2 separate regions of the Homo sapiens genome follow, and region 1 is linked to region 2. Evidence: read pairs that join two places in POLR2A ChIA-PET (ENCODE). Cell type or tissue: K562. All regions are shown on one strand. Links, peaks and the distances in the headings refer to the core of each region. The heading gives the core; the rest is flanking DNA. Region 1 has its middle 110 kb from the start of MIR5192. Region 2 has its middle 130 kb from the start of TMEM17.

Evidence for each region. ChIA-PET counts read pairs that join two places held together with the same protein. Peaks named below come from ENCODE experiments on the same cell type or tissue, not always from the same donor. Only the 100,000 strongest peaks of a DNase experiment are listed, where the experiment ranks them.
Region 1: POLR2A ChIA-PET joins it to region 2 with 5 read pairs; 4 of 35 experiments call an interaction of 5 or more read pairs at or near these places.

What each region holds. Positions count from the first base shown.
Region 1 is chr2:62,311,555-62,316,935 of GRCh38, reverse strand. No RefSeq gene overlaps it. Among named protein-coding and RNA genes, the nearest start is that of MIR5192, 110 kb to the right of the region's middle. RefSeq lists enhancers at 3,023-3,122, 3,183-3,232. In K562, for the core only: no CTCF peak of the experiment used is centred there; a DNase peak (open chromatin) is centred at 2,885.
Region 2 is chr2:62,376,636-62,382,016 of GRCh38, reverse strand. No RefSeq gene overlaps it. Among named protein-coding and RNA genes, the nearest start is that of TMEM17, 130 kb to the left of the region's middle. In K562, for the core only: no CTCF peak of the experiment used is centred there; no DNase peak of the experiment used is centred there.

The DNA.
Region 1 (5,381 bases), core at 234-5,233, 65 kb after region 2:
GGTGCGCACCACCACGCCCAGTTAAGTTTTGATTAATATAGATTGCTGTTATTTTGTTACTTGATGTTAGGCTCATGGTAGGGTCTAAGGGCATTCTTGCTTCTCCTGGTCCAGCCTCAGTCTTAGGCAGAGGCTGTGAGCCTGAGCCCTGTGGTTGAGGCCTTCTCAGAGTTTCTGCTCCTTTCCCATCCCCATGGCAACCAAACTCTGTCCTGGAATCTGTGCTGGGTCTTGGGTGTAAAAGAGCCCCTCCGGCCAGTCATAGTGGTTTATGCCTATAATTCCAGCACTTTGGGAGGCTGAGGTGTGAGGATTGCTTGAGGCCAGGAGTTCAAGACCAGCCTGAGCAACATAGCAAGAGTCCCTCCTCCAGACTCACACGTCTCCACTGTATATTGGTGCAGAATCCTAGGCCCAGAAGGTTTTCCTACCCCTGTTTTCCCAGGAGAAGTCAGCTTTTGCTTTGACTCTTATCCCAGAAGCAGTGGATCTTTGCCCTTGCCAGTGTAGAATGAGAGTTTCCTACTGTTTCCCAAAGGCAGCCAGACTCTGCTTCTACACCTGTGGCTCTGGGGTGGAAACTGTTTGCTGCCATTCTTCTAGCTGCTTGATGCTTTTACTTGATGAAAGAGGAGTCTTTGGAAGTGAGTCCCCACCCACTTCTTGGCTACACCCTGGCGTAGGGTTGCCTGCATCATCTTGAATGCCTGCACCATCAAGCATGGGGCTCTTGCCCTATCCCCATTTTTTCTCATGAGCACCTAGTGGAGGCCCATGGAAAAGGGCTTGTAGTGACAAACTCCCCTTCTCTCTGGGGCTCCCAGTCATTCTAAACTGATACGCGCCGGGTGCAGTGTCTCACGCCTGTAATCCCAGCACCTTGGGAGGCTGAGGCAGGCAGATCACTTGAGGTCAGGAGTCTTGAGACCAGCCTGGCCAACATGGTGAAACCCTGTTTCTACTAAAAATACAAAAATTAGCCAGGCATGGTGGTGCAGGCCTGTAATCCCAGCTACTTGGGAGGCTGAGGCATGAGAATGACTAGAACCTGGGAGGAGGAGGTTGCAGTGAGCCAAGATTGCACCACTGCATTCCAGCCTGGGTGACAGAGCAAGACTCTGTCTCAAAAATAAATTAATAAATAAACTGAATGCTAATCCATACTTAGTCTTCGGGAATCCAAGACATTTGAGTTCCTTCCTTTTTACCAACACCGGTGGTGGCCACTTCCTTCTGTTCTCTGCCAAAGACAGGACCCCCCTCATGGTATCCAAGCTGTGCAGTCACACAGTGCCCTGTGCTCAGAAGTTCCCCATATTTTTCACTGGGTCCTATAAATCTGTAAATGATGTAGCCAGTCCTGGGCAAAGGTAAAATAGCCCCTGTTCCCTATTTCTTCTCACGGGGGATAGTTACTCTTTGGAATTCAGTTCATTTCATTGCCTTGCGACCTCAGCTCTCTGACGAGTTCAAGAAAAGGTATGATTTGTAGATTATACGTCTTTTTCTCACCGTTTGGATGGGAGTTCTGTTCTTTTTTTTTTTTTTTTTTTTTTTTTGAGGTGGAGTCTTGCTCTGTCACCCAGGCTGGAGTGCAGTGGCACGATCTCAGCTCACTGCAAGCTCCGCCTCCCGGGTTCATGCCATTCTCCTGCCTCAGCCTCCCAAGTAGCTTGGACTACAGGCGCCCGCCACCATGCCCAGCTAATTTTTTATATTTTTAGTAGAGACGGGGTTTCACCGTGTTAGCCGGGATGGTCTCGATCTCCTGACCTTGTGATCCACCTGCCTCGGCCTCCCAAAGTGCTGGGATTACAGGCGTGAGCCACTGCACCCGGCCTGAGGAGTTCTGTTCTTTATTCATCTGCATCCTAAGCAAAAACAGCCTCTTTCTGTTAGAAATTATTTGAGGCCTCAAAGGGAGGTAACAGTGCTATGTTGTCTGCAGATTCCCTGCCAGGGATAAGTTGGTGATGGACAAGTGATTATCCCTGGGTGGTGTGACTCTTTTTTCTACTTTTTATTTGATTATATTATCCCAAATTACTTTTACAATGAGCAATCCCTGCTTGATTAAAAACAACTAGAGCATCAAACTTTGAAGCATCCCTTTTAAACTTTTTTTTGTTTTGTTTTGTTTTGTTTTTTAGTGACAGTGAAATGATCCCTCAGAGTTCCTTCCCTAGACTCACTGGAGAAAACAGCATATCCAGGGGCACAAAGTGATATTATACAGAAGGCACAGACAACAAATTAACAGAACTCTGCTGCTCTAGGACATAGCTCCTTCAATTCCTGGCCTTTGGATCAGGTGACAGAAGGGCCACTCTCTAAATATCTCCTTCCAGTACCATCATTTCTGCACTGGCTAGTAAGGACCAAATGTGGCCCCTGTTCCTTTCCTCCCATTCTGCTTTTGGGTAGTGGCTGCTTCCTGCTGAGACAGCATGTTTTTGGGCACTCCCTCTGGGAACATGGCATAAGAGGGAGTCAGAAGCCTTCCTCTCATCTCTGCCTCCAAGTCTATCACCTTAGACAAGTCGCTGATCCTCTCCAAGCCTCAGTTTTTTTTTTCATCTAAAAAATAAAGGTAAGCACGATAACCACCCCCACTGGGTTTTTTTTAAGGAGGACCAAATGTGATGATGTTTTAAAAAAGTATTTTACAAGCTGTAAAGAACCCTCATTATTCATCTTGGTAAGCAACTTATACCTGGGAGTAGAATGGGGTAGGGGACAGATGGAAATGGGTCCTCACGTTCACTTTCAGAGCTCATATTTTGGAGCAAAACTTGGAGATAATAGTATCTGACTCTTCTCTTGTCTTTTAACCACCACTCCCCTACACCCTGGTGAAACCTCAGTGTGTGGGTGTGGTTGCAGGGGCAGGCTATCTCTGTGGTCACAATACTCAGGGGGCCTCCTTCCTTCCTGCTACCTTCTCCCTGGCTGAGTGGGCATGTGTGTTGGGGAGAGCTTCTACTACCATCAAATAGAACCTATTAAGTACCTGGCAAGTGTTTCTCTGCTAGCTGGACACTAATCCTTTTCTGCAAGGGAGGGACCCCTTAATAGCCATCACTAGGACATCTTCTCTGCCCTTGCCAACGCAGCTGCTGCTTCATGATCTCCCTGGAACAGGAGGGAACTTCCCCCCCAAACAGAAGGTGTGCCCCATTACAAGGCCACAGAAATAAACTCCCTCTGCAGCTTCTCAACTAAATGGGGACTCCCAGATGGTAAGGCCCAAGTTCCAGGAGAAGCACAGCCAGGTTATCCCATGACAGGGAGCTGTCCACTACTGGCTGGTGGGCGATAGGGCACATCTGAAAAGGTGATTCTCTTTGACTAACTGCTCTTCATGGCATACAGCCTAGCAACTTGACCATTGATATTTCCTTTTTTCCTAGCATGGCTTTCTTTTATTTTATTAATTTATTTCAAAATTATATGTATCTGAACACCTGTGAACACATCTGTCAACCCAAGATCTAATTTTTTTTTTTTTGAGACAGGGTTTCACTGGTACCAAGGGGAGTGGCACAATCACGGCTCACTGCAACCTTGACCTCTTCAGGTTCAGGTGATCCTCCCACCTCAAGTAGCTATAGCTGGGACTATAGGTGCACCTGTAACAGGTGCACCAAGCTCAACTAATTTTTTAAATTTTTATTATTTTTGTAGAGACGAGGTCTCCCTGTGTTGCCCAGGCTGGTCTCAAACTCCTGGGCTCAAGTGATCTACCAGCCTTGGCCTCCCAAATGCTGGGATTACAGGCATGAGCCACTGCACCTGGCCTAAAATATCAACAATAACTTACATTTACCTGTGTGCTTCCCTTTACCCCTTTACTTCCATTTTGTCCTAATAATTTTCTTCCTTTAAAAAATAGTTAAATTAGTGTTATCCTTAATTAATGTTTAATTAATGTTAAATTATATTTGATTAACGTAATGCTTAATAAATGTTTAGTTTTAGTTGTTTTTAAACTTGTTAGAGGGCCAGCCACAGAGGCTCACACCTATAATCCCAGCACTTTTGGGGGCCAAGGTGGGAGGATCGCTTGAGCCCAGGAGTTAGAGACTAGCCTGGGCAACATGGCAAGAACCCATCTTTACAAAAAAATACAAAAATTAGCTGGGCATGGTGGCATGTGCCTGCTGTCCCAGCTGCTCAGAAGGCTGAGGCGGGAGGATCACTTGAGCCTGGGAAGTGGAGGTTGCAGTGAGCCGAGGTTGTACCACTTCACTCCAGCCTGGGTGACAGAGTTAGACCCTGTCTCAAAAAATAAATAAATGAAGAACACTTGATAGAAAGGTATTATGTTATAGGTAGTCTATATATAATTATATTGTAAGAACAGTGTAGCATGTAGTTATAGTTCATTGCTTTAATTGTGTAATATTCTACAGTGTGAATATTTCAATTTGCTTATTCATTTACCTGTCAGTGGACATTTGGGATGTTTCTGGTTTGATTTTGTTTGTTTTTGCTGATATCTACAGAGCTCCTAAGGGTATTCTAATAGATATATCTTGATGCACACATTGGGTCATAGAGAATGTGAATATTCAATTTTATAATATAGTTAATATAGTCAATAATAGTCAATAATAATAATAAAATGTATCAATCTGTTCTCTTTTTGGTTGGTACTTTTTTGTACCTAATTTAAGAATTCTTCCCCTCTTTTTAAATATTTTTTAGCGACAGGTCTTGTTCTCTTACTCAGGCTTCAGTGCAGTGGCTCAATCGTAGCTCACTGCAGCCTGGAACTCCTGGGCTCAAGCAATCCTCCTACCTCAGTCTCCTGAGTAGCTGGGACTACAGGCACATGCCACCACACCCAGACAATTTAAAACATTTTTTTATAGAGACAGGGTCTGCTTTGTTGCCCAGACTAGTCTCAAAATCCTGGCCTCAAGTGATCCCTCTACCTTGGCCTCCAAGAATGTTAGAATTACAGGTGTGAGCCACCGTGCCTGGCCTCTTCCCTTCTTTAGTCCAAGAAAGACAGTCCTCTATCTTTTCTACCAAGATAAACAATGAAGACATGCTTTGACATTGCCCAGTTTCATTTTTCTCCATATGGATGTTTTCCTAGCTTCAGTTATTGAATAGTTCCTCTTTTATCTCCTAATATGATATAGCGATTGATATTTTAACCATAACTTCACATTGATTCTTCATAGAAGAAAAAATTTCACTCATAATCTTAATAAAACATTATGTTGACATATACCTTTAAAACATATCAATTAATTACTTTTTTTTTTTTTTTTGAGACGGAGTCTCGCTCTGTCTCCCAGTCTGGAGTGCAGTGGTGCGGTCTCCGCTCACTGCAAGCTCCGCCTCTCGGGTTCACGCCATTGTGCTGCCTC
Region 2 (5,381 bases), core at 57-5,056:
ATAAAGACCTCTAAGGGGACACAGACATAGGACAGAGAGCCATCAAACTTCCTTTTGAAGTTAATATCTGCCACATCCTCAAGGCCATATTTTCTGATCCAACCAAGGAAAGTACAATAACTGCAATTCTCAGAGTCAGCTTCCCCTTTGGGAACCCTAGAATGGATCTGTGTTCCTGAGCACTGTTGCCTGGGCTGCAGAAGACACGTCAGGAAATATAGCCTAGGAAAAGAAGCAGAACTTGGAGGCATAATGGTGTATGCAATTTGGGGGAAATTCAGTTAGGAGAACTTTTAAGAAAATTTAGTTTGGAGAATTTTTAAGACATCCCCTAGGGGTTAGGCATATGGTACATGAACTCAGAAAGAGGTCTGCATTCAGAGATATTTTGGGAGGTAAAACATGAGGATAAAATTGCTTGCTCGCTGAGAATGGACCTTTGCAAACTTATAAATAGGGGAGGAAGAGAAGCCCCTTAAGGAGTGAAGGAAAATGATAGGAGAGGTTGTGAGATGAGCTGGGAAAGATGTGAGAGAAATCCACGGACAAGGGATTAATTTTTTTTTTTTTTTTTTTTGAGATGGAGTTTCACTCTTGTCGCTCAGGCTGGAGTGCAATGGCATGATCACAGCTCACTGCAACCTCTGTCTCTTGGGTTCAAGCGATTCTCCTGCCTCAGCCTCCTCAGTAGCTGGGATTACAGGCATGAGCCACCACACCCAGCTGATTTTTGTATTTTTAGTAGAGACAGGGTTTCACCATGTTGGCCAGACTAGTCTCAAACTCCTGACCTCAGGTGATCTGCCTGCCTCAGCCTCCCAAAGTGCTGGGATTACAGGCATGAGCCACTGCGCCTGGCCAAGATTAAATTTTTAAAATACAAATATAAATATAAATGAAAAGGGAGTGTTAATTTCACATGCAAGTATAAGCAGAAGCATTGGGTAAATGACAGGTGGACCATGTCAATTCTTTTTAGCATGACAGGGCCTCACGGGTAGTTGTGGGAAGAGCATATCAGTGCAGCAGAAGGGGCAGAAACTTGATTAGGACAGGCTGAGGAGAGAGTCAGTAGAAATGGCTCACATAAAAATGGCCACACACAGTCACCCAAGATTCAAGACTGAACAAGGCAGAGGCTCCTCTCAGCCCCTCTGGTGAGCTAAGAGGCAGCTGGAAGAGATTGGTGAAATACACATTCATTTTGCTATTTGTTCATAATCTACTTTCACTGAAGGAATAAAATCCCATTGTTAATAAACAGAAGTAGCTCCCTAGAGATACAAACTTTGGTGTGGAAAAGTTGGCATATATAAGAAAAGCAATAGCCATCTGCCTAAATTAGAACTAGCAGAGAAGAAATGGCCTTGCCAGGCACAGTGAAACACAAGAAGCAGATCACAAATCAAAGAACTGAAAGTGTTATGAGGGTAGGCACGAGGTCCTACCCTCACAACATAATCCACAGGTTAGGGCAGTGGGTGAGAGGATAGTCTTTGCTGCCTTTTCCAAATGGACAGACCCTCTTAGATACCCACCCTCCCTGAATATTTAAATCAGCACCAGTCTTAAGGGTAACTGGAGAGCAAAAATGAGACAGGTGAACAGCAACAGACAATTCCAGGATTTAGATTCCAAACATGCAGAACCTATGGCTCGTAGTAGTATTTTATTTGAAATAATTGATTTCCTGTATATTTTCATGAATAATTTTCTTTGTGTTTCATAGTAATCTTTCTGGTAAAAGATAAATAAATAAATAAACATTTTCCAAGAAGGTCCCCCAGGCTGCTGGCACAGGCTGTGCTGATGGGCTCCTGCTATGTTTCCCTGTGGCTTCACTGAAGGCCCACCACCTGCCTCTACTACTATGTTATGATGACAAGCTGTTTAGTAGTTCTGTGCCTTGGAGACACTGGCGACCTTGATCCCCATTCAATCTGCAGAGCCCTGTATGCAAGTCCTACAGGCTACACTCCTGCAGGCCTGCATTTAGGTTTAGATAACTCCCCTGGGGCTCAGACCCCAAAGGAAGGGCTTGCCCAGGCCACAGTCCTGTTCTTGCTTCAGACTTTCCTGCCACTGCCCCATACTTGTCTCTGTACCTATGGCAGCTGAGCTGGCATCTCCTCCTGGGACACCTGATGTGTTTCATAGGCTAGAAACATCAAATGCGGGCACTAGCACCAACTTTCAGGAAATAAAGCCAAAAGCCCATGACCCTTTTGTTATGTGCTCAGTGCCACAAAACCCAGCTGCCTGTGTGCTGTGTTGTCAGAAAACACCAGTTTCCAGTCAAAATACAGGAAGAGAAGTAATAAAAAATAAATTTCCTGCCAACAATTGGGGACAACTAGATAGAAGAGGAACGATAAAATATGAATACAATGACAACCAGTATGTAGACACCCAGATGACTTTCCTGTTGAAAAGTCTGGCTTGGAGGATGAAGTTGAAGGAGTCCAAGAAATGCCACCCCAAAATATCACACTTTGGTGTGCTGATTGCTTTGAACCAAGGGCACATGGGGAACAGTGGATGCAGACAGAGGCTTTTTCTGAGCTCCCATTAGCTGCCTAAAGACCTTCCTCCAAATGGAACTCAATTGTCCTGAATCTCCTTTGCAGGAATCTCATCCACCAGGGGAGATTAACTGGGATCACAGGAGAGAGCCTGGAGGTGGACACTAGGCCTAGACAGAAACCACCTATTCTCCTAAGGGCTGCTCCCGACCTTGTTACCTGGGAGACTTTTATCTGCATAACAAGAAGACCTTTATTCACCACACATTTCCTCCCCTCACCCTTCCATAACTTGTGTGGCCGCCACCTCCCAGAAGCCCCAAGCCCCCATTGCTTTCTGTATCTCAGGATGCTCTAAGCTTCAGTCATATGCCTCTTCTTCAAGTCTCATATTTTGTAAGACTCCCATGCATGCATAGGTAATTAAATATGGCTTTTCCCCTGTTCATTAGTCTTACATTAACTTAATTCATAGCCCAGCCAAGGAACCTAGAAGGCTATAGGAAAGCCATTTTTTACTCCCCTACAGAAGCAGAGTTAGTCATGTATTCCTGGGGCCTTCAGGAATCAGTTCTCATCTCTGAGGCTGGCTCCTCCATGTTCTATTTTCTTTCTTTCAAAAACTTTTTATTTTTAATTATTATGGACACATAATAGTTGTACAGGCTAGGCATGGTGGCTCACACCTGTAATCCCAGCACTTTGGTAAGCCAAGGCAGGAGGATTACTTGAAGCCAGGAGTTTGAGATCAGCTTGTACAGCATAGTGAAACCCCATCTCTACAAAAAATATATAAAACATTAGCCAGGTGTTGTGGCATGCACCTGTGGTCCCAGCTACTTGGGAGGCTGACGTGGGAAGATCACTTGATGTGGGAGGCTGACATGGGTTGGGGGTCAGGGCTGCAGTGAGCTGTGATCATGCCAATGCACTCCAGCCTGGGTGACACAGTGAGACCCTGTCTCAAAAAAATAGTTGTACATATTATGGTGTTGTATTAATCTATTCTCACACTGCTATAAGGAAATACCTGAGACTGGGCAATTTATAAAGGAAAGAGGCTTAATTGACTCACAGTTCTGCATGGTGGGGAGGCCTCAGGAAACTTACAATCATGGCGGAAGGAGAAGCCGGCACCTTCTTCACAAGGCAGCAGGAGAGAGAGAAGTAAGCAAAGCGGGGAAGAGCCCCTTATAAAACTATCACATCTCATGAGAACAAACTCACTATCATGAGAACAGCATGGGGAAAACTGCCCCCATGATCCAATCACCTCCCTCCCCTCGTAATCACATGGGGATTACAATTTGATGTGAGATTTGGATGGGGACACAGAGCCAAACTATATCAGGGGTACATGTGATAGAAGCATGCAATGTGTAATGATCAAACCTGGGTAACTGGGATATCCACCTCCACAAACATTTATCATTTGTGTTGGGAACATTCTAAATCTACTCTTCTAGCTATTTTGAAATATACAATAGATTATTGATAGCTATAGTTGCCCTATTGTGCTACCAAACACCAGATCTTATTTCTTCTATCTAACTGTATTTTTCTTAAGATGGAGTCTTGCTCTGTTGCCCGGTCTGGAGTGCAATGGCATGATCTTGGCTCACTGCAACCTCCACCTCCTGGGTTCAAGTAATTTTCCTGCCTCAGCCTCCTGAGTAGCTGAGATTACACGTGTATGCCACCATGCCCAGCTAATTTTTTGTATTTTTAGTAGAGATGGGGTTTCACCATGTTGGGCAGGCTGGTGTTGAACTCCTGACCTCAGGTGATCCACCCACCTCGGCCTCCCCAAGTGCTGGGATTATAGGTGTGAGCCACCATGCCCAGCCTATCTAACCGTATTTTTGTGCCCATTAACCATCCCCTTTTTATCTTCCCCTCTCCATTGCCCTTCTAGCCTCTGGTAACCGCCATTCTACTCTCTACCTCCATGAGGTAGATTATTTTAGCTCCCACATATGAGTTAGAACATAAGACATTTGTCTTTCCATGCCTGGCCTGTTTCACTTAACATAATGTCTTCCAGTTCCATCCATGTTGTTGCAAATAACAGGATTTCATTCTGTTTTACGGTAGAATAATATTCCATTGTGTGTATAAAACCTTTTCTTTATTCATTCATCTGTTGATAGACACTTAATGTTGATTCCATATCTTGGCTATTGTAAATAGTGCTGCAATAAATGTGGGGGTGGAGATATCTCTTTGATATACTGATTTCCTTTCTTTATTTCTCTTTTTTGAGACAGGGTCTTGCTTTGCCACCCAAGCAGGAGTGCAGTGGCACGATCATGGCTCACTACAGCCTTAAGCTCCCAGGATCAAATGATCCTCCCACCTCAGTTTCCCAAGTAGCTAGGACTACAGGTGCATGCCACCACACCAGGCTAATTTCTTTAAAAAATTTTGTAGAGACAGGGTCTTACCATATTGCCCAGGCTAGTCTTGAACTCTTGGACTCAAGTGATTCTTCTGCCTTCACCTCCCAAAGTGCTGGGATTACAGACATGAGCCACCATGCCCAGCCCTTTCTTTTGAGTATATACCCAGAAGGATGATTGCTGGATCATATGGTAGTTCTATTTTTAGTTTTTTGACAACCCTCCATACTGTTTTCCATAGTGGATATACTAATTTATATTCCCACCAACAGTGTATGAGCATTCCCCTTTCTCTGCACCCTTGACAACTTTTGCTATTTTCTGTTTTTTTAACAATAATCATTTTAACTGGGATATCTCATTCTGGTTTTGATTTGCATTTCCCTAATGCTTAGTGATGTTGAGCATTTTTTCATATACCTGTTAGCCATTTTTATGTCTTCTTTTGAGAAATGTCTAT